Regions from separate parts of the Homo sapiens genome. Here region 1 is linked to region 2. The links are chromatin loops, found by intact Hi-C in ENCODE. Cell type or tissue: K562. All regions are shown on one strand. Region 1 overlaps LAMB4 (laminin subunit beta 4). Region 2 overlaps LAMB4 (laminin subunit beta 4).

The links. Hi-C counts contacts between places; a loop is a spot of excess contacts. Peaks named below come from ENCODE experiments on the same cell type or tissue, not always from the same donor. Only the 100,000 strongest peaks of a DNase experiment are listed, where the experiment ranks them.
Region 1: a loop joins it to region 2, with 2.0 times the contacts of the local background. A loop is called at or near these places in 7 of 110 quality-filtered maps.

The regions. Positions count from the first base shown.
Region 1 is chr7:108,095,419-108,100,418 of GRCh38, forward strand. It overlaps LAMB4 (laminin subunit beta 4), which reads right to left. Exons shown (of 34, transcript NM_007356.3): 11 at 2,985-3,164. Among named protein-coding and RNA genes, the nearest start is that of LAMB4, 32 kb to the right of the region's middle. In K562, a CTCF peak has its summit at 2,502 (motif pointing left); a DNase peak (open chromatin) is centred at 2,503.
Region 2 is chr7:108,035,426-108,040,425 of GRCh38, forward strand. It overlaps LAMB4 (laminin subunit beta 4), which reads right to left. Exons shown (of 34, transcript NM_007356.3): 30 at 1,963-2,170. Among named protein-coding and RNA genes, the nearest start is that of LAMB1, 35 kb to the left of the region's middle. In K562, no CTCF peak of the experiment used is centred here; a DNase peak (open chromatin) is centred at 1,896.

The DNA.
Region 1 (5,000 bases), 60 kb after region 2:
GAAGCATAACCGCAAGAACACAGAGAAGCCTGCCCTGCCAGGTTTATTGTGTGCCTGGCTGCGTGATTATTGTTTTGCATATAACCTCACAGAGGAAATCCTGTGTCAGGCACTTCCAGAGCCTCATGTAGTTTTACTGGATGGCAATTAGGAGGAGGAGACAAGTAGGTGTAGCTAGTTGTACATGCTGCAGTACTGGCACAGTAACCCTAAGTGATGCTGACCAGGCTGGTGACTCAGAGGCAGGAGTTTCTGGGAGTCATGGTTATTACTGATCGCTCCTTCTCTGGCAGATGCATCTGGAATCCCACTCTCTCTTCTCTCCTTTAGTACTTTGTTACTTTTTGTCTTAATTCCCCCCTCCTTCTTCTCCTCTACCCGTAGACATTTCTGAGCCCTGCATATGTTGCAAAGGCTAAAAAGACATGCTACCAGAGCAAGGAATACACTTGCAGCAAATACCAACGTTCATGGAAATAACCCAAATGTCCCATTGACTAATGAATGGATAAATAAAAGTGGCACCTCTGTACAATAGTATGTTATTCAGCAATAAAAAATAAAGACCGATGTAATCTGCAATATGGATAAAACTTGAAAACATTACTAATTGTACCATCTTAACCATTTTAAGCAGGCAGTTCAATTGTGTTAAGCACATTAACATCGTTGCATAAACAAACTCCAGAACGCTTTTCATCCTACAAAACTGAAACTCTATGCCCTTTATATAATAACTCCCCACTCCTTCTCCCCTCTAATCCCTAGCAACCACCGTGCTGCTTTCGGTCTGATTTTGACTACTCTGGGTACCTCATATAAGTGGAATTATATAGTCTTTGTCTTTTTGTGACTGCCTTCTTTTACTTTGCATAATGTTCTTAAGGATCATCCATGTTGATGGATGTGTCAGAATTTTTTTCCTTTTTAAGGAAGAATAAGATTCCATTGTATGTAAATACCACATTTTGTTTACCCACTCATCCATCAGTGGATACTTGGGTTACTTCCACCTTTTGGCTAGTGTTGCTGTGAACATGGAAATACAAATATCCCTTCAAAGCTCTGCTTTCAATTATTTTGGGTATATATGCAGAAGAGGGGTTTCTTTTGTGGGGGGATGAAAATGATTGTGGTGATGATTACACAACTTCCAATATACTAAAAATTATTGAATTGTTTACAGGGTGAATTGTATGGTATGTAAATTATATTCAATAAAGCTGTTATGGGCTGGGCACAGTGGCTTATGTCTAGAATCCCAGCACTTTGGGAAGGTGAGGCGGAAGGGTTGCTTGGGATCAGGAGTTGAAGACCAGCCTAGGAAACACAGTGAGACTCCGTCTCTCAAAAAAAAAAAAAAAAAAAATTAGATGGCTGTGGTGGCACATGCTTGTAGTTCTAGCTACTTGAATGCTGAGGTGAGAAAATTGCTTGAGTCCAGGAGTTTAAGGCTGCAGTGAGCTATGATTGTGCCACTGTAAGCCAGCCTTGATGACAAAACAAGACTCTGTCTCTCTCAAAAAAAAAAAAAAAAAAAAAAAAAAAAAAAAATTTAAAGCTGGTATACACCCCCACACACCAAAATAATGTTCAGCCTGTTCTTGGAGGACATCATTTTAGTCAGAGAGTCAGAGAAACATGTGGAATGCTGAAAGGTATGATGGGAAATTGGTTTGACTATATAATTCATTATCATGACATTTAATTTTGCCATCAAACTTAAGAAGAGCGTTTTATTACAGAAAGATTCAGACCAATGTTTTCTAAACATGCAAATAATCCACAGTTCCTTATATGGGCAAAAATATGGAGCAGGAGGCTGTGACCAAATGGAAATTATTTACCCAGGGTTTCTGAGGAATCTGTAGCTCTACGGAGGCCCGGAGCAGCTCTAAATTTCTGTGATCCTATAGCTAAGGGTCTGCTCATTTGGCCTTAGAAAACTGCTGAGGTGTTTTTCTATTTCCGCTCCCCCGCTTCCCTGAGCTCTTTAATTATTTTTTCTTTTATCAGAGAACATATGGACCAATATTAGAAGGGGTGTGAGAAGAAAGGGGAAACATAATTTAAAAAATAAAAAGAGGCCGGGCATGGCGGCTCACGCCTGTAATCCCAGCACTTTGGGAGGCCGAGACGGGCGGATCACGAGGTCAGGAGACAGAGACCATCTTGGCTAACACGGTGAAACCCCGTCTCTACTAAAAATACAAAAAATTAGCCGGGCGTGGTGGCAGGCGCCTGTAGTCCCAGCCACTGCACTCCAGCCTGGGTGACAGAGCGAGACTCCGTCTCACAAATAAATAAATAAATAAATAAACAAACCACCACTTGAAAATTGCCTAAGATGACATCAATCTTGCAGAAACACATAATGTAATTTAATGGATTTGTATGTAGAGGTCTAGTGGAAACCAAAAAAACTTTTGCAACTTGGCGTTAAATTTCTTGCCATTTCCCCGTGTTTGTTCCAGTGGGGAAAATGTGAATGCCCCCTGCTGGTCCTTTATGATAAACCCAGCAAACCACAGAGAAAAGTTCTCCACTAACCGCTTAGGATTTACGGGAACCATTATGTTACTTTTTAAAACCCAGAGGTTGGCAGGATTCTTAGGTATTCATGATCATCAATTTTTAGGGCAGACAGAGACAGCCCCAAGCTTTAAAACGCATAGGGGCCGAGGTGGGCGGATCACTTGAGGTCAGGAGTTTGAAACCAGCCTGGCCAACATGGTGAAACCCCGTCTATATTAAAAATACAAAAATTATCTGGGCGTGGTGGTGGTCGCCTGTAATCCCAGCTACTCGGGAGGCTGAGGAAGGAGAATTGCTTGAACCTGGGAGGTGGAGGTTGGAGTGAGCCGAGATTTTGCCACTGTACTCCAGCCTGGGCGACAGAGCGAGACTCCATCTCAAAAACAGACAAACCAACCAACCACATAGGGGTTGATGGACACTCCCCCGACCCCCGATTATGGACTTACGCTGGCAGCCCAGGGGGTCGGTGGCGCTTAGTCCGTAGTGGTTGGGTTTGCACTGGTCGCATTTGGCTCCTTCCACGTTCTCTTTACAAAGGCACTGGCCGGCCACAGACCCTAAGGCAGGATCAGAGTGGCTCACACAAATGCCACCAGATATGGTCCCATCGGGGTCACATTCACAAGCTGGGGACACAGACATTCATTGTTTTAGTTAATTGCAAATTGTGGGAAGCCTGAAATATAAGCACGGCATTTTACTCATGCTATAACTATCTTGCTTTGTTTAAATAATTAAATGTTTAAATAATTAGACCACCTGGCAAGAGCTATTCAGAAATGTCTCCCAGATCTCTAGCCTTGGAAAACGTTGAATAAATCCATGCATATATTTTTAAAAGACTTTTAAATGATTCGAAAGTCAGAGGACCAGAGGAAGACTGCTGTTATGAAAATTAAGACTAGATTATGTTAAGAATAGACTGATTCTTCTGGGGATGATGAGAACGTTTTGGAATTAGGTAGATGGGATGGCTGCACAACATTGTGCTGGTGAACTGTTGTTCATTTAAAAATGGTTAATATTTTATGTTATGTGAATTTCATCTAAAAATAGATTTTAAAAAAGACTCTAAAGGTGAAAATAAGGTCAAAATCTCTGAAACGTGCTTAAAAAGTAAGTCTCTCCTCTATCACAGAAAAATATGTCACAAGGAAAAGTGACATTCTATTTTATTTTTCCTGGAAGAAACACCTGTAAGAAGGAAAGGGAGGGAATAGTGAGAAGTATTCATATCCTTGGTTTTGTTGGGGGGAAATCTGCTGACAGGTCAAGAGCTTGATGGAAGAGATTCTGGAAAATGGGATAAACAGTCACTTGCAGCAAAGGAGCCACAATGGTAGCAACCTTTTTCCTGTTGTTGTTGTAGACATTTGAACAACTCAAGGATGGTGTGTCATATGAAAAAGAATGTTGACAGTTTGAGTTAATTCCAGAGGGTAGAACCAGGAGAGAGTAGAAGTCACAAAAGGTAGCACTTGATTGAGTTTGAGGAAGAACTCTCAAATAGTTAGGGGTGCCCAATACTGCAGCGAACCCCTCATCATCGGAGGTGTCCAGGTAGATGTTGAAACAGCACTTGTGGCTTTGGTATGGATGACAAATGTGTTGTTGGGCATTAGATGACCACCAAGGTCTCTTGTACCTTTGTGGTTCTGTGTTTCCATGGGGTTCCACTTTTAAGGCGTGTAATAAAAATAAAAATATGAATATCCTGATTTTAAGGAACAGTCACATTCACATTTATACATGCTTGCTTTGGATTACTAAAAACAAAACTGTCAAGTCTAAAACCATGTCTATATAACCACCATTTAGGTTAGTGAGTTTAGTGGAAACAATTCAGTCAAACCAGTTGTTTCGCATTATTGAAGCAACTGGTGTTTGCTCTCTGACACAATCTTTCAAATTTCAATGATTTGTTACTTGTTATTGTTTTGTGACTGGTGACTTACTATGAAAAAATAGCATTGAGTTCTGTTTAGTTTGGAAAAGCCACAATTTTCTTCTAATTAAAGCCAGTTGCTTCTAGAAAGAAGGGAACAAACTGGATTCATCTTAATAGTGGCCAAAAGGAAAAAGCTACAATTTCTTTGGGAGACACTCCAAAGAATCAGTATTGAGTTCCAGAGAATAATTTAATTATGCACAGAAGTATCCTTTGGGAAAGAGATGTGGGAAGGGTGGATAGTAAATGTTCTTTGAAATAGCCTTATGTCATGACCTTTAGAAGTCTAATTGAATGTCTTGGTGTCACATAATTCTAGCAAACTTTTATTATCAAGTAGTTGAGTCTACCAAATCTTGGTTTTTCTGTATCAAATTTAATGGCAACTTAATTGTAGAAAACTTAAAATTAGTCAACTCTTATGCCTGGAATCTGCTTATGTAAATATTTAGGTTCAAACAAGGACAACTTAGAGAAAATTTATATGAGAATTCTAATCAATCTTCAAATACAC
Region 2 (5,000 bases):
CAGCTACTTGGGAGGCTGAGGCATGAGAATCACTTGAATCTGGGAGGCGGAGGTTGCAGTGAGCTGAGATCGTGCCACTGCACTCCAGCCTGGATGACAGAATGAGACCCTGTCTCAAAAGAAAAAAAAAAAAAAAGATTTTCAATGTACTGCTTATTATAGCAAATTTAGAGAGTACCAAAAAAAAAAAAAAAAAAGAAAAAAAAACGTAAGAAGGGGAAAAAATACCAGTAATCTTGCCATCTTTTAAAATGTTAGGATATTGTAGCAAAATTTTTTATTTTCATAATTAAGATCCTCTTTCATGTATAGATTGTTACCTGCTTTTTATTTTCAACTTCCTGTTCAGTTTGGATGTTACCTGCTTTTTAAAAAGCATTACCATTGCAATATAAGAATCTCTGCCTGTTATTAAACATCTTTTATCAACTTTTTTTTTTTTTTTTAGATGGTGTCTCGCTCTTGTTGCCCAGGCTAGAGTTCAGTGGTGCAGTCTCAGCTCACTGCAGCCTCTGCCTCCCAGGTTCAAGTTCAATCAGTTCTCTGTCTCAGCCTCCCGAGTAGCTGGGATTACAGGTGCATGCCACCACACCGGCTAATTTTTGTATTTTTAGTAGAGACGGGTTTTCACCATGTTGGCCAGGCTGGTCTCTAACTCCTAGCCTCAAGTGATCCACCTGCCTCGGCCTCCCAAAGCACTGGGATTATAGTCGTGAGCCGCTTCCCCCAGCCCATCAGTATCACTTTTAATTGCTGTGTGATTACTTGATTTTTTTTTTTTGAGACGGAGTTTCGATTTTGTTGCCCAGGCTGGAGTGCAACGGCGCAATCTTGGCTCACTGCAACCTCCACCTCCTCAGTTCAAGTGATTCTCCTCCTCAGCCTCCCAAGTAGCTAGGATTACAGGCATGCACCACTACACCCGGCAAATTTTGTATTTTTAGGAAAGACAGCGTTTCTCCCTGTTGGTCAGGCTGGTCTCGAATTCCTGACCGCAGGTGATCTGCCCGCCTCAGCCTCCTAAAGTGCTGGGATTACAGGCGTGAGCCACCGTGCCCGGCCTACTTAATCTTTTAAGTAATTGCTGTGCAGTTAATCTTCCTCGTTTTAAATATTAAACCTAGAAGGGGTTGGACTTTTGGATGAATCTGGTGCACTTCGTTTATACACGTGGATGATGAGACAGTGACAATGGCTCAGATCTCAGTGATGGTGGGTGTTGATGATACTACCACCTAACTGATCCTGTAACCCTGACCCACAGCACCCCATGCTCATAAAAACATCAACCTGGCTTTTCTTTTTTGGTTGGCTAAGTCAACAGGACAAAAGGCAAGAGTTAGTTAACTCTGTATACCATAGATATCATTTTCATCTTGCAGTACTCCTGGAGCTCTAGTGTCCGTTCTGTTCCTCATCATTATATTGGGTTGGTGCAAAAGGAATTGCGGTTTTTGCCATTATTTTCAATGGCAAAAACCGCAATTCCTTTTGCACCATCCTAATATCTTTTTACTGAGAATATACTGAGGAAGTGAAATATCAGACAGACTTTAAAAAATAATTTTGATTTCAAAGTACTGCTTAGTGTAGTAAACTTAGAAAATACCAAACATAGATAAATAAGGGAAAAACTATACCAATATTCCAACCACCTGTTAAAGTATTGGCATATAATGAGTATTGCACATTTATTGGTATGCATTGGTATAAAAAGGTATCAGGCCACTGGAAAGGCATTTTGAGTCTAAGAAAACAGGAAGAAAACAACCCTGAACCCTGTCACCGAGTCACTCAGCTTCCCGGGGAATCTCCAAAGAGAGCTCAGCCCTCAACTTGGGCACTGAACTATCAGAAGGTAATTTCATTTGAATGCTATAGATCCCTAGGCAAACATTTTCCTGATGTCCTTTCAGCAGATGGTCTGTTAGAGCAAGATAAGAATATTAATACAGTACTTACTCAGCTGCTTTGGCCTTCACCAAAAGCTTTTGGGCTCCATCTGCTTCTTCATTTAACCTGTTTTCATCTGTCCTGTAATCCTCACAGAGTTGCATATGTTTCTGTATTTTGACAAGTTCATCGGTTAGATTTTGGGATGGAATTGGTAGGTGAATGTCAAGCACACCATTCGCAACCTTCTCGATGTCTTCTGGAGGCACGTTTTCCTCTTAAATAAGAAGCAGGGTTTTAGGTAATCATGTCTCCTTAACAAACACTGTATCTTAAAAGTATAACCACAATGATGTCTCAGCCAAATGCACTTGCACTTGATTATGTGCCCCTAGAATACAGGGATTAGATTGTAGCTTCCTATAGATTCTTCTTCATCCTCAGCTGTCCCTTCTCTCTGGAAGAAACAGTGCTCACTGAGTGCTGAATACTTGCTGAACAAGTGCTTGTTGGAAAAACAAAATACTAAAGACTTGGAACATTGTGTGTATTCTACAAAATGTCCTGAGAATGATTTATTATAAGTACATACTCAAAAGCAATTAACATGTTTAGATACCTGTCATGAAGATTTAAGCACAATGAATGAGACACTGGAGAAGCTCTGCGTTTGAAGTCAACAAAACTGGATTCTGGTCCTCCATGACATTAAAAAGTCTCACAATTTTTGCTCATCTATGTAATTGGGTAACTATACCTGATGCTACAACTCAGAGGCCTATTCTGGGATTGGAGTGAGACAATACAGAGTAAAGGAACATGTTAGTAGCATGTTATAAAGAAACTTTTTTTTTTTTGAGACAGAGTCTCACTCTGTCACCAGGCTGGAGTGCAGTGGTGGCACAATCTCGGCTTACTGCAACCTCTGACTTCCTGGTTCAAGCGATTCTCCTGCCTCAGCCTCCTGAGTAGCTGGGATTACAGGTATGCACCACCATGCCCAGCTAATTTTTTTTGTATTTTTAGTAGAGATGGGGTTTCACCATGTTGGCCAGGATGGTCTCGATCTCCTGACCTCCTGATCCACCCACCTTGCCCTCCCAAAGTGCGGGGATACAGGCATGAGCCACTGTGCCCCCCAAAGAAACTTTCAAATACATCCATGCTCTACTTTCCAGAAAAGTAAATTTGGCCCCTATTGAGAACTAAAGTGTAAGATGAACTGTTAGAGCAAGCTTGTTCGACCCACAGCCCAGGGGCCACATGTGGCCCAGGACGGCTTTGAATGTGGCCCAACACAAATTTGTAACCTTTCTTAAAACATTGTGAGATTTTTTGTGTGTGATTTTATTTTTATTTTTAGCTCATCAGCCATCGTTAGTGTTAGTGTATTTTATGTGTGGCTCAAGACAATTCTTCTTCCAGTGTGGCCCAGGGAAGCCAAAAGATTGGATACTCCTGTGTTACAGCAAAGCCATTTGTCACTCTCCAGCTACTTAGTGAACACCTACAATTCCCATAGGGAAGCTAGAGATGAACTAGACAAGGATCTTATCCTCAGGGGGCTTGCCGTCAGGTGAGGACCTATAAGTCATTATATACAAATATTGATCACACAGGAACAGAAGTGATCAATATAAGGCAAATGCTATGGGGTTCAGAGGAAGGAGAAAATACTCCAGGAAGGACTTCAGATGCATTGAAACTAGACCTGGGAGGACAGCAGGTTAAACTTGTGGAGACTGTGGGGTGTGGGGAGGGGTAAGAGATATTCTAAACTGAGAGAATTACAGGAGCTAAAGCTCAGGGTGGTACAAGAAACAGTGCATGGATCACTCTTGGCAGGAGAGTAGTGTGCTTAGAAGGGCTGGGAGCAGATGGCACAAGTCCCTGTGTCAGAGGCTAAGGAACTTACACTGTTCAGAGAACAGTGGGAGCCAAAAATGATTTTCAGCATTTGAGTGACATGACATGAATATATATTCTGCTTGTAGTCATTTTGCTTTAGCTATTTTTCTTAATATAAATGAAATATTTTACTTTCTGTAATATTTTTGAAGCAATGTGACAAGAATTTTTTTGTGAGGGAAGTAAAATGACATTTTAAATAGAATCAGGGAGTTGGCTCTTTAAAGAAACAGTACTTTCTTTCTTTTTTTTTTTTTTTTGAGATGGTGTCTCGCTGTATCGCTCAGGCTGGAGTGCAGTGGTGCGATCTCGGCTCACTGCAACCTCTGCCTCCTGGGTTCAAGTGATTCCCCTGTCTCAGCCTCCCAAATAGCTGGGATCATAGGCACGCACCACCACATCCAGCTGATTTTTGTATTTTTAGTGGAGACAGGGTTTTGCCACGTTGGCCAGGCTGGTCTCACACTCCTGAACTCATGTGATCCGCCTGCCTCGGCCTCCCAAAGTGCTGGGATTACAGGCGTGAGCCTCCATGCCCGGCCAGAAACAGTAGCTTTTTAATTAAAAAAGTTCTAGTACATCATACTGAATGGGCAAAAGCTGAAGCATTCTCCTTGAAAACCAGCACAAGACAAGGATGCCCTCTCTTACCACTCCTGTTCAACATAGTATTGGAAGTCCTGGCCAGAGCAATCAGGCAAAAGAAAGAACAAAGCGTATCCAAATAGGAAGAGAGGAAGTCAAACTATCCCTGTTTGCAGATGGCATGATCTTATATCTAGAAAACCCCGTAGCCTTGGCCCAAAAGCTCCTTAAGCTGATGACTTCAGTAAGGTCTCAGGATACAAAATCAATGTACAAAAATCACTAGCATTCCTATACATCAGCAACAGTCAAGCCAAGAGCCAAGCCAGGAAGGCAATCTCATTCACAATTGCCACAAAAAGAATAAAATACCTAAGAATACAGCTAACCAGGGAGGTGAAAGATCTCTACAGGGAGAACTACAAAACACTGCGCAAAGAATCCAGAGGTGACTCAAACAAATGGAAAAAGATTCCATGCTCATAGATAGGAAGAATCAATATCATTAAAATGGCTATACTGCCCAAAACAATGTGCAGATTCAAGGTTATTCTTATCAAACTACCAATGACATTCTTCACAGAACTAGAAAATATATTTTAAAGTTCATATGG